Regions from separate parts of the Homo sapiens genome. Here regions 2, 3, 4, 5, 6 and 7 are each linked to region 1. Evidence: chromatin contacts called from ENCODE Hi-C or POLR2A ChIA-PET data. All regions are on one chromosome and are shown on one strand. Each heading gives the region's core, a stretch centred on a gene start or an enhancer-like site at or near the end of the contact. The rest is flanking DNA. Distances are from core to core; before and after follow the strand shown.

Region 1 (3,926 bases), core at 437-2,936:
AAGGAAAAACAACAACAACCCCACCTTACCCCCAAAATAACAAAAACTGGCAATGGCAGGAAGGGAAAAGCAAAATGGCCATCCTCTCTGAGTCATCTTTGACCCCCTGCCCTCCTCTCCAATGGCATCCAATGCCTTTCCCCTGACATAAACCTTATTCTACTTATATAATAGATACAGTTCTCTGGGCAAAGCATACCAGTTCACATCCAGTATCCGTTTGTTTATGCCACTCTCTTTGCCTGGAATGTTACCATGTTAAAGTACCCTCTTCAATCAAGTTGTTCTCAAAGGTCCCAAGATCCAAATTCTACACTCCTTATCTTATTAGATTTCTGTCAAATTTTAACACTTTACTATTTATTGGCTTGTATTTGTATCTCTCCTACAGCTTAAAGCTCCTTGAAACAGAGATTTTATTTTTTGTTTTTGTATCTCAAGTGTTCGGTATGTAATATAAACATACAAGAAGTGTATATTGGTGCTTGGAAGAATCTGCAGATTCTAGACATGGGTGGAGGTCCAGGATCCCTTAAGAAACTGATAAAAACTTCCGATGCAGTGCCCAAGGAACTTCACATAGGAATTCCTGAAGGGCAATCATGAATCCCTAGAGAATCCATTCCCTCTAGTTTTAGAACCCCGCTTTTAAACCAAAGTATAGTCCAGAGGAATACTCAAGCACATGCCCGCGCCCCCCGCCCCACACCTCTGTAATTCTAAGTTTTCAAGTCACTTTTGAATACCGTAATATAAATGCATACGTTTTGGTTTTTTCTCTCCCCAAAGCAACAGGCTCACTAGTTCGACTGAATAAATCTTCTTAAAAACAACAAAATCCCGCTAAACTAATGGCATTTTCATAATCCCCAGATCAGGTCCAAGAGAAGAGAAAATGGGGAAATTACCAGAGCGAAATCCAACAACAAAAAAGGTCCTTCATGTTTTACAAATAGAACGGTTGTACTAATGCTTCGTATGCTATCTTCTATGGAATGAGAATCTACTCAAGCACTGCAAACCAGATTTTTATCGTCAAATGAGAAAGCATCATCCGTAAGGGGATAAATGAAACGTTGAATGCCAAACAGAACTGGGCCTACTAGGTCTCCAGATCCCTGGTCTTTTCCTACCCCTACACCAGGGTTCTGGAGCAAGAATCTCCACTCCCTCCGCCCACACCTGAACTTCATCTTTAAGTTTTCTTCTCTATCTATGAAAGGGACCCTGTATAGATCTTTACCAGAGCGGTACTGGCCTTGAGGGACGGATCGCGACTCTAGAAATCCAGGGGGCTAAGCTCTGGGGGGCAATGCGACCTTTGCCATTTGCCCCTTTCTGCTGCGTCGTCAGCACATCCACCTGCTTTACTTCCCGTGCACAAAAGAAGGAACAGGCAAAGAGATCGGTACCTCTCAGAATAGCGAAGGAGCTCCGCATCAAGCTGTTCTCGAATGCCGGTGCGTTTCCTGTTAAGGTAGCGGGGCGACAGCGCGATGTGCCTTTGGTGCGGCCCGGCCACCAGGCATGAGTAGCGACTGTTCACCAGCGCACAAGCAGCGGCATAAGTCGGCAACTCTAGGCAAGGCAGGACGCCAGCCTGCCCTACCAGAGACCCATCAGAAGCCGCCGCTGGCCGCGGCGCCTCTGAGCAACCTGCAGCCATGCTGCTTGTCAAGGTTCCCACGGCGCGCGCCGTTGACGCAAGCACAATCCCATGTCCCCGGCGCTCGTTTTACGCCATCCACCAACGACCACGCCCCTAGGAATTTCCCCTCTTTTCGCTGCATTACGCAGCCCTGACCAGCAGGGGGAACCGCGTTTTCGCGCTTCGAGAACGGGAGCTTAGAGCCTCGGAAATGCATTGAGCACGCAGGAAAGCCAACCGACTGCTCTTTTAAGGGCAGGCAAATGTGTGTTTTCGCACAGAGGCTTATTGGATTAAGTAGGTAGCTTAAAAATGGGGGTTCTCACTTTGATCATTTCCAGTAGTGAGGTGGGTTTGGTAGAATTTTACAGGCTTGGACTGTACAATAAAAAATCAAAATATTTATGGAGTATATTTTATGCAGTACACGGAATCCTAAGCAGGCCTGATAATTGTAATGCAACGCATCTGAAAACGAACCCACTAGTTCTCTCCTGTCCCGCTTCTCTTCTCATTATGCAACTGCTAAATCAGGGAATCATACAGCCAAGCTGTCAGCCTCGGATCCTCTTTTGTATCCCCAAGTATCAAATCAGCCTGAAGACCTGTATTGCCCAAAGTGGAAATATCATTCTATTTGGACACTATTCTCTTTCCCTGCCGCCAAAACCGCAGGACTCCCTGCCTGTGGAAGCCTAGCTCAATGGTCAGGAGGACACTCTGGGGCAGCCAGATCTTCCCTGAAATACATATGATCGTGTTGTGCCCTGTTTAAGCCCTACATAGGCACCCCATTTTCTCTAGGACAACACAAACTCATGAAAATGGCTTATAAGTTACAAGGCCATTTTGTGATCTGCGTGGGCACACAGCCTCTCTCTTCAGCTTCATTTGTCACACTCCCCACCCTAATATTATCATGCTGCTTGATCTACTTTCAGGTCTCTCTTTGTGCAGTCTCACGCTGTTCCTTCCACCAGGGAATATAATAGCATTTTTCACAAGGGTAAATTCTACTCATGTATGAATTTCTAGCTTAGATTTTACATTCTATACCTTTGCAAAGAGTTTTCAAGCACCCCACTCCTCTTTCTCTATAAGGATTAGGTAGTTACCCATCTATGTTGGTTTTTATGTTAATTTTTTATTAACTGTCTTTGCTTGCCTGTTCCATCAATAGATTCCTACACTCACTAAAGTGGGGACCATAATATCTGTATTGTTCACTACAGTAGCCCCCCACAATTTATCCCTCCTCCAAAGAAACGAAACCAAGAAAAACCCAACCAATACATCTTGAATGAATAACCTGATAGTGAGTTAATAAATAATAAGTGATAAAGAGCTCACAGCCTAAGTGGAAGTGGGATCTAAACATAAACATATAACAGGTTATGCTGGATAAGTGCCAAGAGAAATGTATAGCAGTGATGTGAGTATTAACATACTCCCTCATCTCCTAAATACTGCAAAAAGCCTCTTAGCCTCTCTAAACCTGATTTCTGACTTGTAAAATACGAAAAATAATACTTGCCCTGCTACCTTAGAGAGATGATAGGAGGGTCAAACAAGATAAATAAAAGGCATTTTCTTTAATATTCCTTAAATAACTGCAAACTCAGCATGAGATGATAGTGGGATGAGACTGCCCCCAAAACCTAATAGTAGACACTTTTAAGTCCATAAATGGGAAACATAATGGCTTTTACCTTCATTTTGTTGCAAAGTCCTGTGATACCCCTGTGCAGGACCCTTTTGTTCAATGTGCTCAAACTTGGCTAAACAATGAAGTCACCTAAGGTGAGGAGCTTTAAGAACTCCTGATGCCCGGATGACATCACAGATCAATTCAATCAAAACCTCTCCAGGTGACTACACCTTACAGTCAAGATGGATCTAGACTGGCTGTAAGTGATTTGAATGAAAACAATTTGGCCAAGAAAGAATTTAGTAAAAAACAAGCTGGACATCATGACAATTTGATCAAAACAAAACGTTACCTGAAATCAAATATTCCAGTAATAATCTTTCACAACTAGTAAATGTAGTGCACCCATGCAGTAGTTTTGTAACCCTAGGTATGTCCAGTTGCAGTTAGAAGTTTGCTTGTTTAAATTTTGAAACTGATTTTCTCATTTTCAGTTTTAAAAATTCTGACTTGATCATTAGCTGCTATCCATGCTCTGCATGATTTGAGAGCGAACAAGGTGATTCTGCCTGCATGCCAGTGTTCACCATTGTGGGGTTACTTTACAAATTAACCTGCTCCACCTTCGAC
Region 2 (3,926 bases), core at 368-2,867, 4.9 Mb after region 1:
AATGCTTCCAATTACCTTTGCCTGGGTTTGTGGTTCCAGGAAAGAAGGTTCTAAATTAACACTGTACAAGGCCCCCCTGCATGTTGGTTTGCAAAATTAATGATCCTAATGGAAAAGTAAATTAATCTTTGATGCTTGGTTGAGGATAAACACAAAAATCACTGTTTTGGACACTGGACCTTCTTAATACATCTCATCAATAGTATTTTCTCTCTCCCTTCCATGCCTGCCACATTCACAAAGAGAGGAGACAATACAACTTATAACTTCATCTCTGAATCCAAAGGGCCATGATGCACGCATTTATTCTGCAAACACTTATTAATGGTCTGGTTTGTGCAAGGTGCCCAAGAGAAGCCAGGAAAGGCTGCACAGAGGAGGCCACCTCATAACACTCCTCACACGTAAAGTTTGACTTGCACTTTCTACGTTCATGGTTTGAAAAGATTGCAGTAAGCATTTTGTAAAATGTAAATTACATTCTTCAATTTTAGGAAGAACACAATAGTTTTTCCAAAAGCCGCCTGTCACAGGTCTGAGGGTTCACAGAGCTCTTTTAAGGGGATCGGAAGTTCTCTGGCTGCCTTGCTATGTTTTTCTAGCCAGAAGTCTCTGCTGCAGTGCATTGCTCAGTTCCTTTCAACTGAAAAATTAAATCTGCACTTCTGTCAAAATGTGTCATCTACACATCCGGACACTCATCACAGTTCACCAAGCTCTACGCAGAGTCCAGGCTGAAAGGATGGCATGCCCTCCCCAACCCCACCCTTTTGAGGTCTGGGAAGCCCAGGTGCTGGGGAGGAGCTGAACAACTGTGTCCAGGGAGTGTCTGGCAAAGCCGACCCAGGGAGTTCCACGGGAGCCTCGGTGCTATGAAAAGAGCCAGTGTCCATGCATTTCCTCGGGTGTGAATCACACTGCCCGGTCGGGCCTTTGGGAAAAAATTAATGAAGGACACAGTCAGCGCCGTAGAACCTGCCAAATACACATCAGATCCAGTGGAGTCTGTGAAGGGGGAGGGGGAGATTTTTCCAGAGGCTTTTCTTCTCGTTCCATTTCTCTTTTGTGCCCCACGACTGGGTTCTTGAATGTAAAACTCTCAGAAAGGTCAGGGCGGAGCCTGTTTTATGCCCCGAGGAGTATCTTGCCCACCCGTAAATGCTGACAGACAGCTGCGACTTCGGCCCAGGAGACCCGGCGGGGACTGGGTCCGACCAGCCCTCTCTCGCGGGCGCAGGTCCGGGACCCCTGAAGCGAGCCGGCCGGGCGCAGAGCGCAGTCAGTCTGGGCGCTCAGAAGCTGGGAGGGGGCTCCACCTGGGCGCCCAGCCGCGGCGGGAGGGGCGGGGCCCGGCTTTCCGGAGGCGGTGGCACCTCCTCGCGCCCGAGCGCGCGCTCCCCGACGTCCGGCGCACGCGCGAGGCCGGCTGGGAGCGCGCCCAAGCGGCGGCGGCGGCGGCGGCTGGAGGAGGAGGAGGAGGAGGAGGAGGAGGAGGAGGGCGGCTGAGGCGCGGCTGGCTGCGCGCGCGGAGGCAGCGGCGGGGGCGACCGGAGCTGGGGCAGAGTGGGGAGCGAGGGAGGGGGAGGAGAGAGAGGGAGGCGGAGGGCAGTGAGAGACGCATTTCCAGTTCTCAACTACGAGCCACGAGTTTGCAGATGGGGCTGCTCGGCGGCGCCTGTGGCTGAGGGAGAGCAGCGGCGGCGGGGAGCGACCGGGAGCGGCGGCAGCGGCGGCGCGGAGGCGGCTGAGGTGCGAGCCGGTGAGTTAACTGGACCCCCACGCCGCTCGGGTAACGGTCGCGCCGCGCGCCGGGCCGGCCGGGGGCGCCCTGTTGCTCGGCGCGGCGCGCCACGCGGGGACCCTGGCCCGCCCCGCCCCCCTCGGCACCTGGGCTTCGGCGGGCGCGGGGAAGAGGGACCGGCAGGCGGCGGCGGCGGCGCCGCGGTCGGGGAGGCTGCTGGCCGCCCCCAGCCCGGCCCGCGCGGAAGGGGCGCTCGGCCGGGCTCCTGCCTCTCTGGCTGCGGGCGGCTGGGCGGGCCGGAGCTCGGCAACGTGTCTGGCCCATGCTGCTTGCCGCCGCTCCCCACGCGCTCCCCGGCGCGGCCCCGACTGGGGCTAGGGCCGCAGACGCGCGGGGCCCCTTCGGGCGCGGGGCTTGGGTGCCTACACCTCTGCGGCGGGAGTCGCGGTGGAGCCTGAATGGAGAGCCGGCCTGGGGGCGGCGTTGCTGTGACTGACACCTCCGGGGTCTGTCCCGAGAGGGGGTGATTCCGCCGGCTCCCGGTTCTCTCCCGAGCTCGGAGTTGGTAGGGGAGGAGGCTTTCTCCAACTACCGCCGCTACTTCCGAGGTACGAGACTCCAGTTGTTTGGCCAAAGTGGCTGTGGGCCGAGCACAGGCTGCCGCGGGGGCGTTCGCTGCTGAGATCGTGCTCGCGGATTCTCGGTACGTTTGTCTGAAACCAAATAGGTGCTGGGGCTTTTTTATTTTGGCTGGGTGGAGGGTCAGCAGGGGAGTCGATTGAGGTATCCGACCGTGTGGTGACAGGATGTGGATTGGTTGGTAGATGTTTTTTTGCAGAAGGACTTTTTAACACTTTACTGGGAGTTTATTCTCAATCCTACCAGTTTCTGGGATTGCAGCTCGAGATTACATTTGTTAAACTTCCATCAGTTGGGTGTGCATCTGTGTAGGGGGTGGGGGTGAAGCGAGGGAGAGAATTGAAGACTGCCGGGGAAGCTCAGAAAATTCTCCGCATTACTTATAAACAGCCGGGTAAGGTCAGGCTAGCCACGTTTTATTCTTTCCTACGCCTTTGGAGAGTGTTGGAATTTTACTTTGTGCTTCAAGTATATTACAAGTGGTCTTGTAGTGTAGCTGAGAACGTTTGGGGTGCGTTAAAATGCGTTTCAATTGGAGTATGATTTAGCAGCCATTTCTTCCCGTGAAATTTTGCAAATCATTTGTAAACTTATGTTGGTCGAATATACCAGGCGAAGTAACATTTTTAGTAATGCGGTATATAGTTTCCGTATATAGGTATAGCAACGGACCTCAAGTAATATTGCTTATTGTAGGCATCTACTGTGCAATGATAGGGTAGTGGGTAGTAGGCCTGATTATAGTTATGTCTTCTGAGGCCTTGTTAACAGTAAACAAAGAACTTTTGTGGGTTGTGTCATTTTGAGGTCATTTGTACCTTAAATCTATCATATATTTAAATAGGTGTTTAAATGCGTGTTTGCACGATGTGTTACTCTTTAAGGTCCATGTTTCCTTCATTCTGGACTACGGTTACATAATACACAAATGGTAACACTTTTAATTGCTCAATTTTGTCCTATGGAGACTGCACACCATCTTTATGAAAGAGGTGTGTATGTGTCCTTACTGATGCCACCGAATTCTTGACATCTGGAATGTCAAAATGAATTATTTTGCATTCTAGGTTAAATCAACACTGGAAAAATTAAGGTGTTTAAGCAAGTCTAGTAGCTCTATATAAGACAGAATCTTTTTTTTTCTTTAGGCCAACTGTTGGATTTTTAAAAATGAATCATATTTTTAAACATTTGAGGGAGCAGTTTGCTTCTGAGTCTCATTTTAGGCTGAAATTGTTCCAGAGCACTACATAGCCTGCTTCTCTCTTTCTCTCCCCACTCCCCCTCTTTTTAGCTTGAGATAACCAAGAAGACATAACTGTGACTCTATGTGTTATCTTTTTAAAAAGTTGTTTTAAAATTGAAGTTGCTTGTTTGAATATTTACTATCCCTTTACATGCTTTACTACTTAATAATGGATTAGCAGAATAAAACAGATATTTTAATTAAATGTCTTTCATATTTTTGACATCTGAGCTTTGTAAAAATGGAGTAGCATCATATTATTGCTGAGAGAGTTACAAATAATACAGGATTAGTGCTAGT
Region 3 (3,926 bases), core at 932-3,431, 3.5 Mb after region 1:
TAATGGATTATAACCCATTGAATAACATTGGAAATCATGAGTCCATACTGATATAAATAAATAAGTGAATGAGCTAAAAGTTGGATGAACAATCAGATTTTTATATACTTTCAAAGTACCTCCCCACAAAATTCTTATTAATAACAAAAAGGAAAAGAATAACTTTATGGTAGAGCAGCTTGGCAGACACCACCTTAAGCAAGTAATCCATTGAGCATTACAGGTAACAGGACAAATTGAAATTGTGCACAACCTGCAATGTGAAAACCGCAGCATCACTTCTGTGATAATCCTGACAAAGATGCATAATCTGAATCTAATCAAGAGAAAACATCAAACAGACCTGCACTAAGGAACCTCTACAGTATAAGCAGCCTGTAGTCTTTAATAGTGTCAAGGTCATGAAAAGGAAAAACAAAAAATCTTCCAAATTGAAGGAGACACAAGAAATATGACTAAGCAACAATGATTCCGAACTGAACCCTTTTCCTCTAAAGGACAATATTGGGACATTTGGCAAAACATAAATGGAGTCTAAGGATTAGAGAGTAGTAGTGCATCAGTATCAATGTCCTAATTTTGTTGGCTGTGTTGTGGTTATGTAGAATGCCCTGGTTTGTTTGTAGAAAATATACAATAAGTATTTGGATCATGGGGCATTAGGTCTGCAACATAGTCTCAAATGGTTCAGGAAAAAAGTTCTTTGTACTGTTATTTGTAACTTTTCCATAAATTTGTTTCAAAATAAATGAATTGCATTGATTAAAGAAAATAAAAAACTAGTTTGGACAAGTAGTTCCCGTCCTGTAGATTCTGCTGTCTTCAAAATCCAAACAAATTACATGAGCAAGAATGATGGCTCACTCCCAGCTCAATAATCCTAAAACCACCAGCACAAACCTGTAATCCAACAAAGTCAGATCTATTGACTTATTGCAATCAAGAAGACTGCACACCAGAGGAGCTGTGGTGTGTCTCACCGTACAAAATAAAAGGTAGTTATTGTATGTTTTGGCGGGGAGAGTGAAGTTTAGGTGAAATTTAAATGAAATCTCAAAGCATAGCTGTGTGTAAAGGCATTAACATCAGGTCTGGACGAGAATTGAATGTAGGGCATGTTTCCTTGGAAACTGCAAAGTTAAGAAAATACAGAATGTTTTCAGAACCGTTTATCTGAAGCTCTACACCTGGATAGAAATTGAGGCTGCTTCTCTGCGTCAAAGAGACTTAGATCCTCCAGGCAAGGATGGGACTTTTCACTCGTTCTGATATAATTTCAAATAGCAACGTTTATGTGGACTTGAAAGAACAAGGTTTCGGCCAGACGCGGTGGCTCACACCTGTAATCGCAGCACTTTGGGAGGCGGACGCGGGCGGATCACGAGGTCAGAAAATAGAGACCATCCTGGCTAACACGGTGAAACCGTGTCTACTAAAAATACAAAAAAATTAGCCGGGCGTGGTGGCGGGCACCTGTAGTCCCAGCTACTCGGGAGGCTGAGGCACGAGAACGGCATGAACCTTGGAGGCAGAGCTTGCCTCCAAGCTCTGCCACTGTACTCCAGCCTGGGCGACAGAGCGAGACTCCGTCTCAAAAAAAAAAAAAAAAAAGAAGAAATAACAAGGTTTCTCAGTGTGTAGTAAGAATGTACTTAAGTGGTAATACTTTTCCGTTGCAGCATGTCCTAAAAGAAACATTGTTTCCTCTTAACGTCGTCTGGCTTTATTTGACTCTGTTATCCATCCAGATGAAAGGCTAGGCAGTTTGTTACTTTCTCAGCCCAAGCTAAGTTTTACCGTCTCAGCAAGAACGACTCAGTCTCTCAAATCATAGCTAATTCTCCTCTGAGGGCCTTGCTGAAGTTCTGCGTTTGCTTGCTCCGCTTTCCTCTCATTTTGGACCTCCAGCCTTCCTGTAGTCCGAGGCCCTGCACCGGGGTCAAACGCGCCTCCGGTCTTCACGTAACCGTTCAAGCATCCCTCCTTCCCAGGACACACTCAAAGCGTCAGAGCGGTCCGCTCTTCTCAAGTCCTATTGGCTCAAGTCCATGCGTCTCATGGCACTGCCGGGTGAGAGGCGGAAAAAGGCCTTCCCAGGCGCGAGAAGATGACGTCACAGTAGCCCGGCCGGGCGCCGAGGTTGCCTTAGGGCTCTCTGCCCAGTAACAGGCATCGAACGGTGCAGACTGAAGACGCCCTCCGTCAGCGACGCCGTCGCAATGGCCATTTGTCAATTCTTCCTTCAAGGCCGGTGCCGCTTTGGAGATCGGTGCTGGAACGAACATCCCGGTGCTAGGGGTGCAGGAGGAGGACGGCAGCAACCGCAGCAGCAGCCTTCAGGTGACTCTCCTCTGAATCCTCCGCGGTAACCGAGCCGGGAAGGGTCCGCCGGCGGGGACCGGGCGTCCCGCGTGTTTCCCGCTGCTGGTGACCCCAACGTGCCCGCGTCGCGGCCTTGCCGGCCCTACTGGGCCCTGCACAACGTTTTTAAACCGAGGGTTTTATCTACATATTATTCATGTGGTCCGTTTTTATTGAGCTTCTGAGGACCTGGGTTTGGGCCTGGATGCTTGTGCGAAACTGAGTTTTTAAATCGGAAGTACCTATCGAAACTACCTTGTAGGTAAATGCCGGAATTGAATATAATTTTTACTAAGTTGTTTTTTCGAGGGTGAGGCTAGCAGCTTGGGTCAGAATCAGGACTTCATTTTGGAGAAGTCGTGGACTTCTTTGAAAAAATCTAATAAAACCGGCCGGGCGGTGGCTCACGCCTGTAATCCCAGCACTTTGGGAGGCCGAGGCGGGCGGATCACGAGGTCAGGAGTTTGAGACCAGCCTGACCAACATAGTGAAACACCGTCTTTACTAAAAATACCAAAAAAAAAAAAAAAAAAAAAAATAGCCGGGCGTGGTGGCGCGCGCCTGTAATCCCAGCTACTCATGAGGCTGAGACAGGAGAATCGCTTGAACCCGGGAGGTGGAGGTTGCAGTGGGCCGAGATCGTGCCACTGCACTCCAGCCTGGGCGACAGAGCGAGACTATCAAAAAAAAAAAAAGAAAGAAAGAAAAGAAAAAAAGAAAATCTAATAAAACCTATAGAGCCATACCGCAAAAATGCACCTGCTCATAAATTTGGGGTGAAATTGGGAATGTGGGACGCCCAGTTAAGGGCTATCCGGGAGGTGAGGAAAGGAGATGCGGGGGCCACGTTGATCTAGTCCCTGGGCCTAGATCATTGTCAAAGCTTTTTATCTTCAAGGAAAGGAGAGATTAGACATGAAACCTTAGAACAACACAAGATTTTTAAAGATCGGGTTAATAATTCGGTGCTGTCTCCCTTCCTTCCCCTCCTTTAGGGCTATTCATCTGACCTTTATTTTTTTATTTTATTTTGAGACGGAGTCTTGCTCTCTCAGTCAGGCGGCTCACTGCGACCTCCGCCTCCCAGGCTCAAGCGATTCTTATGCCTCAGTCTCCCGAGTAGCTGGGATTACGGGTGCCCGCCACCATGCCCTTGATAATTTTTGTATTTTTAGTAGAGACAGGGTTTTGCCATTTTGGCCATACCGGTCTCGAACTCGTGACCTAAGGTGATACTCCCGCTTCCGTCTTTCAAAGTGCTGGGATTACAGGCGTGAGCGACCGCGGCGGGCCTCATCTAACCTTTAAACCTTGTATTGCGTGATGGTTTCACGTCTGATCCCACTTCAGGGAAGACAGTCCTTTTATTTCCTCCACAATTAATCTAGTGAAATATTTCAGACCGAAAATTAGGACTCATGTCTGATGAATGTGAGTGTAAACAAAATTTGGCAGACAAATTGTATTTAGCTCCCAGAAACAAATGAATGTTTCTGGAATTATAAGTATGAAGACCAAAAGCAATGTAAAAAAAAAAAAAAAAAAAAAAAAGGAGGAAGTGAGTT
Region 4 (3,926 bases), core at 465-2,964, 3.4 Mb after region 1:
AGTTAATCAATTTGCCCAAAGTTGCACAACTAGAAAGTTGAGATGTTTGACTTTGCATCCAGGCAAAGTCTCATGCTTAATCCCTGTACTATATAATCTCTGTGGCCTCTTTGAGCTCTGAATCCTATGGCTCTTCCATGAACTTTGATGTTTTATATTCAGCAATATGTAAAAAGACTGTTCTAACATCAAGGACTAAGGATGCTGTTCCTCGTTTCTTTTTTGCCTTATTACAGGACAGCATTCTTTTTCATCACTTACATTTCTGCCTTTGAATCACGGATCCTTCATCTCCCAAGGCCTTAGAGTTAGAAGACAGATTTCTACTTCTTTTCAATTAAAAAAAAAAGAAAAAAATTTATTCCGTTTTTCTTCAGTGTCCTGGGTCATTTAATAAAGTGAATGAAAAATTTTCTCATTTATAATTTTATTAACAATAAATTATTCCTATTGCCAGGGTTCACCTGAAATCCCCAAATCAACTAGTTAAAATAGAGGCACATCTGAGAACCTCTAGATTAATAGAAGAAAGATAAAGAGTACAGAGACATAAGTATCTTACTCTTTTGTAAAAATTGAGGCGTATATATAGCTTGCTCTTTCATCTGGATTATGCTATATGGTTTGTCCTCAACAAGAAAAGTATACTGTGGGCCAGGCCTGGCCGCTCATTCCTGTAATCCCAGCACTTTGGGAGGCCTAGGCGGGAGGATTGCATAACACCAGGAGTTCGAGACAAGCCTGGGCAACATAGTGTGACCTCTTCACCACCACCACCACCACCACCACCACCACCAAAAAAATTTAAAAATTAAAACTTAGCCCAGAGTGGTGTTGCACGCCTGTAGTTTCAGCTACTTGGGAGGCTGAGATGGGAGGATTGCTTGAGCCCAGGAGTGCTGAGGCTTCAGTGAGCTATGATTAGCCACTGCACCGCACCCCCAGCCTGGGCGACAGGGCCGAGACCCTGCCTCCAAAAAAAAAAAAAAAAGCCTCAATGGTGTAAATTATTTTACATAAAATGTCTCTGTATAGTCCTATATAGACCGAGGAGGAAAACCAATGAGATATAAAGTTTTCATAATGTTAAATAATGTACAATTTCAAATAATCCTGTATATTACTATACAGTAGAAAGAATATGGTTACAAAAAACATTTCCATGAGGGCTGTGATTGAGTTCCGTGTTCCCGTAAAACACTTAGAGAAGCCTAACTGAAGATTTCTAGAACCGACTGACAACTGATTTCAGTTGTAAACACACAGTAAGCCAGCCTAGTTAGGCAGACATTCATTGCACGCCAAGGAGACACCAACGGGACTGTGTGCTCTTGCGTTATGAATCCCACGAAAATAAATCTTGTGCTCCGTGTAACATGACTTTAACTTGCAGTAATATCCTTTCATCATTTAATATTTATTGAGCGCCTACCATACACCAGGCTCAGATACTGCACTGAACACCGACCCTGTCCCATGAAGCCTTACACTGATGGGAGACACCTTTGCATGTTCCACAACCCAATTATCAAAAAAAAAAAAAAAAAAAAGATAATCACGTAACCGAAACCTGGAAATCTGCCTTGGGCACACAAAAGAGCAGGCGCGACCTCGGACCAGCTCCGAGGCAAAATTCACTCAGCGCGGGACAGCGACAGGGAATCCGGCCGCACCTGTGCCTGCAGTCTCATTGCTCGGAACGGCGCGCCACTGTGACGTGTCAGGCCCCGCCCCTGACTCTCCTCATAGTGCCCCCGCCTCCTTGCGCGAAGTGCGCAGGCTCCTGGGCAGGGCTCGGGTTCTGCCCGGGGACGCAGCCCAGTTGGTAGCGTCGCTCCCTGAGCGTTTCTAAGGGGGCCGCCCGGCCTTGTCTTTCGGCAGTGGCCGAGCCACCGCCGCCTGCCGCGCGTTCCAGAGCTGGGCGCTGCAGCTGCACTGCCGATCGCCGTGTTTGGTCGATAGAATCCCCAGTGTGCCCAGAGAGTGCGACCCCTCGCCCGGCCCGGCGAGCCCCGGGCGTGAACCGAGCTGAGGGAGGATGGCAGCCTCTGGGGTGGAGAAGAGCAGCAAGAAGAAGACCGAGAAGAAACTTGCTGCTCGGGAAGAAGCTAAATTGTTGGCGGGTTTCATGGGCGTCATGAATAACATGCGGAAACAGGTACCGCCTCTGTGGGAGTGACGGACGACGGTGGGAGGTGGTCCGGGGCTCGGGCCCCTGGTTCCCGGGGTGGAACCCCGCGCCCTGTGGATCGCGCCCCTCTTTCTCTGTCCTCGCCCCTCCTTCCGTTTTCGCAGGCGAGCGATTCCGCAGTTGGTAGAGGGGCGCGTAAAACAATTCTCGAGCAAAAGTGCTTCTCGTCTGCCGAGGATGTAGCTCCCAAGTCAGACTCCTGGGGGACTCCTCAGGCTGGCTTTCGCCGTCGGGTATCGGTTGTGTAACAGCTCTGCCCTAGTTATCTCTTTGTGGGGCGAGGATCCTTCCATTGGCGAGCCGTTTTAAGGTGCCGTGAGATCTTGTGTGAAGAAACCCGTTGGCATAGCCCAAACCGAAGCCCCCAAAGGGAGGAGAGTTGCTGGCCTGACATCAGCTGCTCTTAAATAAGGATCCCCGCCCCCTCCTGTGTTCCCCGGTGGAGCTAGTTGAAGAGGAGTCCTCCTGTTCGTGCTAATTTAGAGCAGAAGCAGCCATCGATAAATACCATGCCATCTTCTAAGGGCACTGTGCGCCTCTGTTATTAAGAGGAGCTCTTTGTTCTGTCCTTGGTGTGTGGTGCATTCGTGAAATTCTGCAGCACATCGGCGAAAGGTGGGTTATGAAAAGAACGGATTTTAACGCTGGCGAAGGTGAAACAAAGAGGCTTTTTTTTTTTTTAATTCCATAACATCTACACCGATAAGCATAGAAAGTCACTTTTTCCTTTCTGTAAGCTTTATTTATAGATAATACACATCTAAGTAGATTTGTGGGAATGTTTGGGTTTTGTTGACTGGGATCCTGTTTCAAGGGGACAAAGCAGGATGTGAGTTATGTGTAACTGCAAAACCTAGTTTGCTTTGTCTGGTGGTTCTGCTGGGAATATGGGCAACAGTAGAGGAATTTAAGATTTTTATGAAGATATTAACTTCTGGTTTCTATAAGCAAACGCTGACTGCTGGGATTTTGTCTTTGTTCACCAGCTCCTGCTACAGTGCACCAGTGCAGTCTGTGGGAATGCTTTTAAATCTTTCCTGGCCTGGCCTTTGTGCTGAAGTACTGTGAATGCCTGAATTCGTTAATTTATGTAACTGACTTTCATGTATCTATTTTCAAATTCATGTTCCTTTCATGTAAACCTTTTTGTATCTACAATACCACAGACTTCAAATTGCTGGTGCATTTAGCTATTGCCTGCCTGTAATGGTAGTTGAACATAGTTAACCAGGGCTTAAACTCGTTGAAGACTCATTAGGTTCCCTCCCACTCCCTCGAATATATGTTTTCATTCGTGGATCATAGCATTGTAAAGCATTGCCTTAATCCCTAAATAGGGTGAAACTGGATTGCAGCAGCAAATATTTACTTGAGGAGCAGAGGATTATCTGAGACTGTCCGTTTAGCTCTTTGGATTTAAAAAGTGACTCACATTTCTTAGCTTTGGAGTATATTAACATCACTTATTTACCGTTACAATAGAAGTACAATTACTGAAAAATCAGGGTTCTGTTACTGAGTAGGAAGGAAAAAATGGTTACCTGGTGAACAACCAGGGGTCCCCTCCACAATGATTAACTGACCTTAATCTGCCAGGTTCTCCTGTTGTCAGTGGTTTGGCATGTGATTCAAACAGTTCTCCAATAGCACTTTTATCAACTTCATGGAATCATGCATCTTTTGCAAGATGTGCAGTTTCACTTCGCAATTGATTTACATTATGGTTATATTGTAT
Region 5 (3,926 bases), core at 437-2,936, 3.3 Mb after region 1:
CCTCATGGTAATTTCAATAAATCGAATAAGGATAAACGAGCCAAATCCAGAATTTGTTTCCTAAATATGTGATGCTTTTCCCCCTTGCCACTTGGTTTGATTGAACTGATTATTTGAATAGCTGACTTTGAAGCCACTATTGGCCAAGCAGATCTTAAATGTTTTTCCTTCCTTGTCTTTGCCTGCACTTCAAAAATATGGTGGTTTAGACTACTATTCATCCTGTAAACCTTAAAATGTATTCACCTAAAGAAAAAAAAATACTTGGAAATGTCGGGGGAGGTGGGGTGCCTGTGGATGTTAGCAGTAGAATGTTTTCATGGAAAACAAGCCTCCCAGTCTTTCTGACTTTATGGCAATAAGATTTGAAAGCTGAAAACCTCAAACTGTAAAGTGTTACATGAACCAAAGAGGTGGCCCACCTGCTCCAAAAACTACTGTGTGATCCAAGGATAAATAATTTGCAAAAGGTCAGCTTGGCCCTACTGCCTGTAGGGCAGTCTCTGAGATAAGAAGTAGCTGCCGGTGGAACAAATTCCCCCTACCTGAAGAGCGCCGCGGCTGCCAGGCTTGTGATAGTGTATTTCTCAGAGAGCAGATTCTGTGCAGTACTAAACCACTTAGGCAAAATTAAAATCTTTCAGGAATGTCTAAACTCACAAAGCACACATGTGCAAGCTGACGGGCAGACAGCAAATTTCGGGGAAGCGTACAAACTTGGGGGTGTTTTAATGCAACCATTTTCAGCCAAACCCCCGAGGATTCCCGAGTATGTTAAAATGAGCCTCAGGAGAGGAATAACTCATAGAAAGAAGGGGCAAGGGCTCAAGAAGAGATCTTCAGCGAAATAACCAAGGAAGGAAGCGTGGCTGCTGTCTGAACCTCTCCGCCCTGCAGGGGACCAAAGACCGACTCGGGCCAACGCTGCTCTCCAGGGGGCGAGGGCGGGGGGTCGACAGTGACCATTGTGGCCACCAGACCGGACGGACAGTGGCGGCCTCGCCGAAGTAGAGGGCGCGAGTGGGAGAGGAGGCAGAGGCCAGAGCATCCGCCGCGGCAGGGAGGGGACGGGGGGCTCCCGCCCCAGGCCCACCCGGCAGAGGGGCGGCCGGTGGGGCCGAGGCGGCGGCACCCGGGTCACAGCAGGAGGCTGGACTGCTCCTCGCCGGGAAGGAAAGACCCGAGTCGCGCGCACAAAGCTGCCGCCCTCCAGGCAGCGGGCAGGCTGCGCCCAACTTCGGGGCGAGCAGCGCCGGCCGCAGCCCACCCGCCCGCCAGCCGCCCCCAGCGCCCCGCGCCGCCTCGCACCCACCCATGGCGCCTCGCGCGGGAGCCGTTACCCCCAGTGGAGCCGCGGCCCCAGGGACAAAGTCCCGGTCCTGTCCTCGCCGCCGCCTCGCCCCGGCTCCTCCCTGACAAAAAAAAGTTATCCGTTGCCGGACGCCCTGGGGGCCCGGCGTGGGTCTCTCGGCTGGACTCACCAGGGCGGCTGCCGGAGCTCCACCTGCAGGACCTCGACTCGTGAGGCTCTCAGCGACAGCGACGGAGGCTGCTCTGCTTCCTCCCGAGTAGCAGCACCACCTGCTCCCCTTCTTCCTAGCAGAACGGGTCCCGGTGAGCCATCTTCCCCCTCCTCTCACTGACTGACAACCCAGCCGGGAGAGCCACCACTGCCGCCAGCCTCTCTGACAGGCACGACCAGGGACCCGTCCTCAAGCAGCCAACCACCACCGCCCCACGCCAGTTCAGCCTATCGCCGTCCTCCGGGGCGGGATCAGAACAACTTCTCCACCAATGAGAATCTTCTTCTGCTGGGCCTGGGGCGGAGCCATGAGGCGCCTTGAGTGGGCGTGGTCTGAGCAATGGGCGTGATCCGGGCGTCCGAGGGAAGTTGATTGACTGTAAGGTTTGCGGTGGCCGCTAGGCGATGACAATCAGCGAAGGTCTCTTAGATTCTGAGCCGTTAGGGCTTATGGCCTTCTCAGAAAAAAATAAACCTTACCGGATGATGTGAAGGGTATCAATTTGTTTCTCTTTTGTGAGAAAAGAGAAACAAATTGATAATTTACTAGTCAGTAGGATTTACTTCCCTGTAATTAAATTCACAAGAATTTATCAAAATCTTATCAAATCCCGGGAGGAAAAAAAAATTACGTTTTTGCAAAATGGAAATACAAACTTCCCCCTCACTACATCATTGCTTTTGGGCTTAGCCTGGAAAAAGTCAAATACGATGCCTCAGTTTTCTTTCCATGGGGGTTGTTTTTATTTTTTCCATCATTCCTCCCTACTTTTTCTCTGAACATATACTAAATGTTTTGTATAATAACTGGAACCCGAGAACACCTGAACCTGCGCCTGCAGACAGTACTGCTGTTTTTGACCTTGTAAACCTCTCCTACCACATCCTTCTCAAGACTGGTCAGGATTAATTAGAAGAAAAACTGACCTCCACCCTAGAAGACAGGAAGTTCATTCTAGCTTTACACTAGAAATGGGCAGGATTTCTCCAGAAACACTAAGTGAACTTTTCAAACATGCTGAACTCATAAATAACAAGCACATAAATAAGAAGATATATTACTTGATATCAAAAGGGTATCAAGCAAACAATTTCAGGTAATTATTAGGGCAGATTGCTAAAACAGATAGGATCCCCCTCCAAAGGGAGGATCAGATTAATGAGTAAATAATAACAAACTACAGTGATAAGGACAATAGAGATTGGTTCAATGAGCAATGGAAACAGAGGACAAGAAATGACTGTTTAGGAAAGTCAGCGAACTCCACAAGGAAGGTAATGTTTGAGTTGGATCTTAAAAGGTAAATGGGAGTTTGCCAGAGAAGAAAGTCAAAGGGTATTTCAGAAAGGGAGAACACCATGTTCAAAGGCATGGAGCTGTGAAAGGGCACAGAGCCATTGTGGAATGTTGAGAAGGTAGATGGGGTTAAATGATGAGGAACGGCCAAAAATTGGGCTGGAGCAAAAGGTTGAGGTGAGATTGTAAAAGACCTCACAAGCTACACTAAGATATTCAGACAAGCACTGTCCAGCAGAGCTTTCTGCACTGGTGAAAATGTTCTATATTTGTGTTGTCCAAAATAGTAGCCATTAGCCACATGTGGCTATCAAATACTTGAAATGTGGTGTGACTGAAGAGCTCAATGTATTTATTTATTTATTTATTTATTTTTGAGACAAGGTCTCACTCTGTCACCCAAACTGGGGTAGAGTGCTTAAGTGATCCTCCCACCTCAGCCTCCCAAAGTGCTGGGATTACAGACATGAACTACCATACACGGCTGAAACTCAATTTTTAATTTTTTTTTTTTTTGGCAGAGTCTCCCTCTGTCACCCAGGCTGGAGTACAGTGGTGGGATCTTACCTCACTGCACTTCCACTTCCCAGGTTCAAGCAATTCTCCTGCCTCAGCCTCCTGAGTAGCTGGGGTTACATGAACTCACCACCACACCCAGCTAATTTTTGTATTTTTTGTAGAGACAGGGGTTCACCATGTTGGCCAGGCTGGTCTCGAACTCCTGACCTCAGGTGCTCCACCCACCTCAGCCTCCCAAAGTGCTGGGATTACAGGTGTGAACCACCATGTCTGGCATTAATTTTTAATTTTAACTTTAACAACTCCCATATTGGATAGCTCAGGTTTAGATTTTCTTCTTAAGGCAATGAGGGACAGACAACAGCTTTTAATCATGTGGACAATGCAATCAGGTTTCTTTTAAATGGTGAGAATCCAAAGAAAAAAAAACAGGGTAGAGAGGAAATTCTTGACAGATCAGACTGACTTAATTTAGGTCCCCTTGGCCAGAGCCTGTTCAGGACAAGTGTTTACTCAAAGAAATAGGGAGAGGAAGATCCAGGCAGCATGTTATTCATCTTAGAGAACACAAGCAGTCAAAACCTGAGA
Region 6 (3,926 bases), core at 1-2,500, 3.3 Mb before region 1:
ATATTTGTAATGCCGCTGCTTCCCACCCCTGCACCCTCGCCCCAAGCTCCACCTCATTACTCAGTGCTAAAAGCAAAGTAAGTTAATATTATAACATACCCCTTCATTTCACTTCCTCAGCTCCTCACGACTGTTCCCCTAGTCCTCCTTATCCCATTCCCTGTCTCCTTCATTTCCCCAACTAGTTAACTTCAGTGCCCTTTCTAAGATAAAGGGGGTATGACCTCAAATTCAGGCTTAAAGCCCTTTCCACCATTGAAAGGTTATTAAATTCTGCTCCTCTCCCCTCCTGCAGCACCTAGTAATTAGCGCAGCCTGTCTCACAGAAGGTGCTCAGTAAATGAATGAAAAAAACGAACACACGCCCTGGAAACTTCAGTGTGCACGTACAACTCAATCCACGCATGCGCGGAGGCAGAGCCCCAGGACCGCGAGACTATCCGCACAGCTTCTCCTCAGGCCCCACAGCTAGAACCCCAAATCGCCTAGTCCCAACCCATGCACTCTCTAATCGGCGCCACACGACGGGCCTTCCCCACAACCTCATCTGCTTGGGGACGTAAAGGGCTCTGTGGGGGAGCTGCAGCTTTCGTGCCCATCTGTTAAAGGCCAGAACTTCCCATCTCTGAAATGCGGGAGGGAACAGAGCTCAAGCTTGAATAACTGAGCGCGGCCCGGCAGTCCCCCAAGTGAAGGTGCTAGCGCTAGAGCAGCGGCAGGGCGGGGAGCGGGAGGCCGGGCCCCAGGGAACCGCGGGGCGCGCCCGGCGCCGCATTACCTCTCCAGGGCCTGTAGGGTGTAGCTGATGAGCGGCCTCTCCAGGATGGGGCAGAATTGCTTCGGGGTGGGGACCCCCATCCTCTCCCCGCACCCCCCGGCAGGCAACACAGCTGCCACGGCTTGCGGGTGGCGCCCGGGCTCGGTCCCGGCCACGCTCTGCAGGGAGGCGGAAGCCGTGTGGTCCGCGCCGCGCTGACCACTCAGGCAAGGACCCGGCTCCGCCGGCCTGGCGCTGCCCGGCGGCCCGGCCTCCATGGCTGCGGGCGGAACGGCGAGCCCCGCTAGCCTCGGGCCGATGCGACCCCGCGCTGCTCCCACCCTCGGCCGGGGTCGCGGGGCGAAGGGCAGACCACGGAGAGGGACGCAGAGCGCGCAAGCAGAAGGCGCCCCCCTCAGCCGTCGGAGCCCCGCTGTTGCTGCCCCGCAGGGGACGATCCCGACAGCTACGGCAGCAGCTGAGGCTGCCGATCTGCCCTCGCGGCTCGGCTGCGGCCTCCGCACCCGGTCCCAGCGCCTGCGGGAGGGCTGACTTGCCCGCTCTGCGCTTCCCCCGGGCAGGCCCAGCTGTCGCCGCAAGTGGAAATGTCAGAACGCCCTACATATCTAAAGATCGCAGATACTCAAGGGCCATGAGTATGCAGGAGAGGTCAGGCCTCTGTCCCATCCCTCCCTGCTTTAAAATTTCGGAAGAGATTGGGATTCAAGTCACAGGATGGGACGTAGGGTGCGTATGCACCTCGATTATCTGAATTCCATTAAGCTCTGGAGGCTTCCTGGTTCCACCTGGGGTAAAGACAGATGGATTAGCAAGTGTTATTGTGGCACATCAATAATCCAAACTGTGGTGGCTCTCAAACTTGTCTGCACTTTGGAACCACCTGGGGAGCGTGTCCTGACACGCTCAGAGATTGGGATTTAATTGGTCTGGTGAGCACCGGACTTTGGAATGTTTTTAAAGATCCTCGGGTGATTCTGATGAGCAGGCATGTTTTGGAACCATAGGGTCAAAGCAATACTAATTGCTGAACAATCGATACACCTTATGTCATTTAGTCCCCAGAAGAACTCAACTATTGCCATTTCCCTTTTTACAAAGGGGAAAAGACGTTAAAATGGTTAATTTATGTAAGATTGCACAACTAATGGCAGAGGAGCCTTAAGGCCCTCATACAGAAGTAGGCCAAAGTTGAAGAATTCCAGGCCTAAAGCATATCTTACCTTATTTAGTACTCTTGTTGCTGGTGAGGTTTACCATGAAAGTATAGTGAGAATTTGGAGGAGAGCACTATTGTATTAGGTCCCTGGAATGTAAACTCCATGCAAGCAGCAACATTTTTCTTTTGGCTTGGGTTGTGTGTGTGTGCCCAGCTCCTGGAATGTAACACAAGCTTAATATGTATTGAATGAATTGCTGATTAAATAGATTAATGATCATTAAAGTGTATAATCATCAGTAATTCAGTCTTAATCCAGTGGCTTATGATTAATAAAAAATAATCTTTTTAAACACTGGAAATGTTATCTAGTTGTAGTATTACAATTTTTATTTTTACCTGTTTTCTTGAGAGCATATAAAAATATGTTTTCTGCTTTTCCTTTTTGTTTAGTCTTATTGAAGGCATTCTTTCACTTTTGTTACTTTTATTATAATTAGCATTTAGGTCCTGTGCTAGTTGGTTTCTTAACTGAAAAGTGGGTGCCATAATATACTTCCTTGTAATTTTTATTGCTATCGTTCCTTTCTAATTTGATCTCGAGGTCTCTCTCTTACGAGTGGCCATAAGCCAGAACAGCCACTCTTCAGGAGAGCCCTGGCCCAGAGAGGAAAGCTAGGTTCTGGTGTGCAGGTGAGACGCCAGAGGAGGCAGCACACAAAACATGTGAAATAACAGGCGCATTTTATTACTTACAGATTCACCAGAGAATAAGCCTGATGGAAGTCTGGAGATAACAGGACTCCCAACCAGCAGGTGGGGTGCAAGAGAGAGGACCTGTGGGGCTGTGTTAAGGTCCAAAGGCTTTATCCCTTAGGCTTTCCAGAGGGGGTTGTGGATTGACTAGTTTAAAGAAAACACCAGCAAAGGGAGAACTTGACTCTGGTGTTGACCATTGGGTTTTATCATGGTTAGCAGCTGTTGGGTTTTTGGTCATGGAATGAGGAATAAGTGTTCTATATCACAGGGAGGGGAAGTTTTAAGTAGGCCACAGGTGACGTGATACAACTGGGTTTCAAACAGCTTATATCAGGCCTAAAAATGGATGCCCAGGCAGCAACTATATTAAACAAGTTTGGCACAATACTTGACTTCATAGCGCCACTACCACACCTGTATCAAGCATTTAAATATCTGTTGACTAACTGGGTGGATAAATAAATGAGTCTATCTATGAGAGCAGGAAGGCAAATCGAATTAGTATTTCTATTAATATTGATCTTTAAACCTCCCTTTTTAATCTAAAGGTGGAGTTGTTATAAAGGTATTCTTCCTTTACTTAATCTTGAGTGAAGAAAAGTAGAGTAATAAAGCTCTTGTTATACTAATTGCTATAGAATAATTTTATATAATTAAACATTGACAAATTTTAACTAGAATCTTAGTTTTGTTCTTAGAGCAGATATATCAATTTAGATCTTCCATGAATCCTTAGATCCTTAGATCTTATATACTGTATATTAACAATGTCTAGCAGACCAACTTGTAGAGAAAAAAGGGCACATTAAAGTATTCATTCATATACGTAGTATGAAGCAACATTTTTCTCTCTGTCCTTTTTATATAAATATAATTAGTTCCATGTTTTGCATACTTTGGGGTAACAGATGTAGCTTCCTTGTTACTTAATACCAAGTTATAGCAGCCACAATATGAGAATATCTTCTCTGCATCAGGCATGTGAAAGTACATACCCTGAAAAGTGAACTCCTCTGGGACCCATTGGTAATAACAATTCTAAGATATCACTTGAAGAGTTTAGAAAAAATAAACCCCAACTGAATCATGAGGCAGAGCATGCAGAGTTGGAAGTTCCTGGAGTGGTTTCCATTTTGAGCTTCCAAGTAGGCAAAATAATGACTCCCCAAAGATGCCCATGCTCTTATCTCCAGAAGCTATGAATATGTTACCTTACACTGCTAAAGAGACATT
Region 7 (3,926 bases), core at 537-3,036, 3.1 Mb after region 1:
AAAAACCTGCTCTTTCCCTTTCACCGAACTGCCTGAGTGGGGCAGTAAAATTAAAAAGAAAAAACTTGGCCAGGCACGGTGGCTCACGCCTGTAATCCCAGCACTTTGGGAGGCCGAGGCGGGCGGATCACGAGGTCAGGAGATCGAGACCATCCTGGCTAACACGGTGAAACCCCGTTTCTAGTAAAAATACAAAATATTAGCCCGGCATGGTGGCGGGCGCTGTAGTCCCAGCTGTGCGGGAGGCTGAGGCAGGAGAATGGCGAGAACCCGGGAGGCGGAGCTTGCAGTGAGCTGAGATCGCGCCACTGCACTCCAGCCTGGGCGAGGCAGACCCCGTCTCAAAAAAAAAAAAAAAAAAGAAAAAGAAAAAACTACAGCCTGGCCGCGGTGATTCACACTTGTAATCCCAGCACTTTGGGAGGCCGCGCGCGGGGCGGAGGCCGGCTGGAGGGGAGGTAGCTAACTTGAGGCCAGGAGTTTGAGGCCAGCCTGGCCCACATAAGCAAAACCCCGTCTCTACTAAAAATATAAACATTAGCCGCGAGCGGTGGCTGCAAGTCTGTAATCACAGCTACTCGGGAGGCTAAGGGGGAAGGATCGCTTGATCCCGAGAGGCAGAGATTGCGGTGGGCAGAGATCGCGCCACTACACTCCAGCCTGGGCACACAGCGACTGTCTCAAAAAGGAAAAAAGGAAAAAAAAAGACAGAAAAGAAAAGAAAAAACTACAGAATAGGTCCCAGTCTGCAACCCTAACTGAAAAATATTAACAAATCCTTGCAGTAAGTGACCGAGCCTGTTGGCACCAGCCTGTAGTCCCAGCTACTTGGGAGACTGAGGTGGAAGGATCGCTAGAGCACAGGAGGGGAAGGTTGCAATGAGCCGGGATAGCGCCACTGCACTCCAGTCTGGGTGACAGAGCGAGACTCTGTCTTAAAAACAAAAACCAAAAAAACCCCAAATCCTTTAAGTGCGCTATAATGGTTAAGACTATGGGCTCTGATGCCCCACTGCCTGAGCCCCTAACTCCCTCAGTCAGCATAGCTGTGCGACCTTGGCAAAAAAGTTTCTCTACGGCTGTTTCCTCACCTGTAAAATGGGGGCAGTAATAGAAATCATCCAAACCCTTCATCGTACAGGTAAGAAAGCAGAGGCATCCAACGACTATTATTATAATCATGCTTTCATGGCAGTGGTACTTTCACGAGGTGTCTCGATTCCCTGAACAGGACTCTTTCCACTTAGGACCACATGGAGCGGTGAGGAAAAACACCCCGAGAACCACCTAGTGCTAGAGAGTGAATTAGTGACTTTCACATCCACTGGGGTCATCCAACCCTCCCTACAATCCCGAGAAATATGACCTCCACTTTAAGGATGCAAAAATAGAAAAGGAGGGATTGCAAGACTGCTTAAAGACCATGCAACTATAAAGCGATAGAACGGGAACTCGAACTCAGGTTAGATCGGCCCCACTTGACCAGACAGCCTCAGGGGCCGTGCACGGCAGTGTCCCCTATTTTTCTCTCCCTCCCCCGACGGCCAAAAATGGGGCTGCTGTCTCCGCCACCCTCTTCCCTCCAGTCACTTTCCCGGTTCTTCTCCCACTGACCCAGGTAAATCACAAGAGGGATAAAGCCCCAGCGAATGGCAAACTGGCTCCCCTTGAAGAGCTGCTGTAGTCTCTGCTTGGCCTCTTTGCTCAGCTTCACCATGGCGACGGCCGTGTGGCGCAGGGAGGACCCCTTACAGCAACCACAGCGTCGGGAATCCGAAAGGGAAAGGAGGTGCGCAGGCGCCACACACGGCCTTTACGGCAGGAGTCGTGAGCGTCGCCAGCAGAGGTCGTAATTCATCGCCTTTAACCTTCCCTGCTCTTCCGCCTCGCCGGCAGTAGTAGGCGCATGCGTGGTTGCGATCATGGCTGGCGGTAACTTCGCGTTTCTGTTACCCATTTTTAAAACGCATCTTCAGGTGTTCCTTCCTTCTCATGGAAGGAACATTAATTAAATTCAGAGGGACTGGGTTTTAGTCCTAACTCTTATTCCTACTGGCTGTGTAACCGTGGACAAATTATTTAACTTCTCAGAATCAGGTTGTTCAAACCTGAGGTTGAACTGCAAAAAGGTTACGAAGTGACACTCAGTAGGGCCCGAATCCATGTTTTCTTTGATCCCAATCTTTTTTAAAAAAATTTCTTTTAATTACTTGCCAACATTTTAGAATTTGGAAATCTCACATGAAATTCTGGACTTTTGAAGCTGAGGAATTCCATTGCAACAATCAAGGAGACTAAATAGGAAATGACACTTCTGTTTGGCCATCTTGCCCTCATTGGTTTAGAATGGCAGTGGTTCTCAACCCTGGCTGCACATTAGAATCACTTTAGGAGAGGTAAAACCATACTCACGCTGGAGACCTACTCCTAGAAATTCTAAAGAGTTTGGGGCTGGGAACTGGCCATTGATCTGCCTTTGAAGTTTCCCAAGTGATTCCCAACCTCTGATGTAATAAATTTCTGGCTGCTGTCGTATTTGAGATTTGACCCCCCCAGGTCTAAGACTTAATTGATTTTTAAGGCTGTAAGACATTTCTAAGACTTTGACTTTTAAGACTTTCCTGCCTCATTCTGAAGGTACGTAGTCGTTTTCTGTGCCCAATGTCTGTGCTCCTAAAAATTTCCCCTTGCTGACCTCTGTGGCTTGCGCCTGTAATTCTGGCTATTTGGGAGGCTGAGGCGGGAGGACCACTTGAGTTTGATGCTGCAGTGAGCTGTGATTGGGTCACTTGCTGTAAGCTCCCAAAGGGTTCACTTTGCCCGCTGCCTGGACAGAGCCGATTGATCAACACTGGGGAATTACAATAAAGAGTAATTCACGCAGAGCTGGCTGTGCAGGAGACCAGAGTTTTATTATTACTCAAATCAGTATCCCATAGCATTCGGGGATCAGAGTTTTTAAGGACAATTTGGTGCGTGGGGAGACAGCCAGTAAGTCGGAAGTGCTGATTGGTTGGGTCAGAGATGAAATCACAGGGAGTGGAAGCTGTCTTGTACTGCCTCAGTTCCTGGGTCGGGGCCACAAGATCAGATGAGCCAGTTTGCCGATCTGGGTGGTGCCAGCTGATCCATTTTGCAGGCTCTGCAAAGTATCTCAAGCACTGATGTTAGGCTTTACAATAGTGTTATTCCCAGGAGCAATTTGGGAAGGGTCAGAATCTTAGTTCCTGGGTTGGGACCACAAGATCAGATGAGCCAGTTTACCTATCTGGGTGGTTCCAGCTGATCCATTTTGCAGGGTCTGCAAAATATCTCAAACACTGATGTTAGGCTTTACAATAGAGTTGTTATCCCCAGGAGCAATTTGGGGAGGGTCAGAATCTTGTAGCCTCCAGCTGCATGACTCCTAAACCATAATGTCTAATCTTTTCGCTAATCTGTTAGCCTGTATACCAAACCTGCACATGCACTCCCTGAAACTAAAGTAAAAGTTGGAAAGAGCAAAAAAAAAAAAAGAAATAGTTTATGTTTTGGTGGAGCTCAGATAACAACAGCAAGGGACAATATAATGACTAAAAGCACAAACCAACTGTGTGATCTTTGATCAATTATTTAATATCTCTGAATCTCAGTTTCCTTACCTGTAAAATGAAGCCAACTATATATATTTAAATCCTTACAAAATTAGTAAAATAAGCTATAATGCACTGCAATCTTACAAATTCCTGTAAGGATTAAAAGAATTTTTTTAGGCAAGAAGGGGATTTGTTTAGGGAAAGGGCTGTTATCATCTTTGTTTTAAGCTATAAACTAAAAGTTCTTTCCAAAGTTAGTTCAGCCTATGCCCAGGAGTGAACAAGGACAGCTTGGAGGTTAGAAGCAAGATGGAGTTGGTGATGTCAGATGTCTTTCGCCGTCTCAGTTAT

What was found. A loop is a pair of places that touch in the nucleus more often than their neighbours do. ChIA-PET counts read pairs that join two places held with the same protein, here RNA polymerase II (POLR2A). Pooled maps may share reads with other maps.
Region 2: a map of naive thymus-derived CD4-positive, alpha-beta T cell shows a loop between it and region 1 (18-fold over the local background). The contact joins the promoter of PALS2 here to the promoter of POLR1F in region 1. A Hi-C loop is called at or near these places in 3 of 168 maps with a recorded cell type or tissue (CD4-positive, alpha-beta memory T cell and naive thymus-derived CD4-positive, alpha-beta T cell) and 8 of 50 pooled maps.
Region 3: a map of B cell shows a loop between it and region 1 (20-fold over the local background). The contact joins the promoter of NUP42 here to the promoter of POLR1F in region 1. A Hi-C loop is called at or near these places in 5 of 168 maps with a recorded cell type or tissue (B cell, CD4-positive, alpha-beta T cell, CD4-positive, alpha-beta memory T cell and 2 more) and 14 of 50 pooled maps. POLR2A ChIA-PET finds 5 or more read pairs at or near these places in 2 of 52 experiments (CD4-positive, alpha-beta T cell and CD8-positive, alpha-beta memory T cell).
Region 4: a map of CD8-positive, alpha-beta T cell shows a loop between it and region 1 (23-fold over the local background). The contact joins the promoter of KLHL7-DT here to the promoter of POLR1F in region 1. A Hi-C loop is called at or near these places in 4 of 168 maps with a recorded cell type or tissue (CD4-positive, alpha-beta memory T cell, CD8-positive, alpha-beta T cell and naive thymus-derived CD4-positive, alpha-beta T cell) and 9 of 50 pooled maps. POLR2A ChIA-PET finds 5 or more read pairs at or near these places in 1 of 52 experiments (CD4-positive, alpha-beta memory T cell).
Region 5: a map of CD8-positive, alpha-beta T cell shows a loop between it and region 1 (5-fold over the local background). The contact joins the promoter of HYCC1 here to the promoter of POLR1F in region 1. A Hi-C loop is called at or near these places in 2 of 168 maps with a recorded cell type or tissue (CD8-positive, alpha-beta T cell and naive thymus-derived CD4-positive, alpha-beta T cell) and 8 of 50 pooled maps.
Region 6: a loop to region 1 is called in a map of CD8-positive, alpha-beta T cell, with 11 times the contacts of the local background. The contact joins the promoter of CRPPA here to the promoter of POLR1F in region 1. A Hi-C loop is called at or near these places in 3 of 168 maps with a recorded cell type or tissue (CD8-positive, alpha-beta T cell and naive thymus-derived CD4-positive, alpha-beta T cell) and 10 of 50 pooled maps.
Region 7: a map of natural killer cell shows a loop between it and region 1 (29-fold over the local background). The contact joins the promoter of TOMM7 here to the promoter of POLR1F in region 1. A Hi-C loop is called at or near these places in 2 of 168 maps with a recorded cell type or tissue (CD8-positive, alpha-beta T cell and natural killer cell) and 7 of 50 pooled maps.

What each region holds. Positions count from the first base shown.
Region 1 is chr7:19,707,351-19,711,276 of GRCh38, forward strand. It overlaps POLR1F (RNA polymerase I subunit F), which reads right to left and starts at 1,687. Exons shown (of 4, transcript NM_001002926.2): 1 at 1,413-1,687. The coding sequence starts at 1,666. RefSeq lists enhancers at 811-1,415, 1,380-1,449, 1,416-2,018, 1,560-1,839.
Region 2 is chr7:24,571,835-24,575,760 of GRCh38, forward strand. It overlaps PALS2 (protein associated with LIN7 2, MAGUK p55 family member), which reads left to right and starts at 1,618. Exons shown (of 12, transcript NM_001303037.2): 1 at 1,618-1,759. RefSeq lists enhancers at 767-836, 857-956, 1,822-2,321, 2,267-2,316, 2,367-2,486 and a silencer at 1,097-2,166.
Region 3 is chr7:23,179,867-23,183,792 of GRCh38, forward strand. It overlaps NUP42 (nucleoporin 42), which reads left to right and starts at 2,182. Exons shown (of 7, transcript NM_007342.3): 1 at 2,182-2,340. The coding sequence starts at 2,220. RefSeq lists enhancers at 1,777-2,376, 2,477-2,546.
Region 4 is chr7:23,103,989-23,107,914 of GRCh38, forward strand. KLHL7-DT (KLHL7 divergent transcript) reads right to left here and starts at 1,715. Exons shown (of 3, transcript NR_046220.1): 1 at 1,571-1,715; 2 at 262-329. KLHL7 (kelch like family member 7) reads left to right here and starts at 1,797. Exons shown (of 11, transcript NM_001031710.3): 1 at 1,797-2,158. The coding sequence starts at 2,039. RefSeq lists enhancers at 985-1,971, 1,594-1,783, 1,904-2,183, 1,972-2,958, 2,664-2,743.
Region 5 is chr7:23,012,444-23,016,369 of GRCh38, forward strand. It overlaps HYCC1 (hyccin PI4KA lipid kinase complex subunit 1), which reads right to left and starts at 1,687. Exons shown (of 11, transcript NM_032581.4): 1 at 1,482-1,687. RefSeq lists enhancers at 389-1,070, 1,488-1,677, 1,838-2,017 and a silencer at 1,028-1,297.
Region 6 is chr7:16,420,288-16,424,213 of GRCh38, forward strand. It overlaps CRPPA (CDP-L-ribitol pyrophosphorylase A), which reads right to left and starts at 1,251. Exons shown (of 10, transcript NM_001101426.4): 1 at 779-1,251. The coding sequence starts at 1,035. It overlaps LOC105375168 (a long non-coding RNA gene), which reads left to right and starts at 399. Exons shown (of 5, transcript XR_007060223.1): 1 at 399-695; 2 at 2,693-2,750. RefSeq lists silencers at 842-901, 922-1,061.
Region 7 is chr7:22,821,063-22,824,988 of GRCh38, forward strand. TOMM7 (translocase of outer mitochondrial membrane 7) reads right to left here and starts at 1,787. Exons shown (of 3, transcript NM_019059.5): 1 at 1,615-1,787. The coding sequence starts at 1,717. LOC112267993 (a long non-coding RNA gene) reads left to right here and starts at 1,895. Exons shown (of 3, transcript XR_002956543.2): 1 at 1,895-2,637. RefSeq lists enhancers at 1,268-2,028, 1,698-1,777, 1,808-2,017.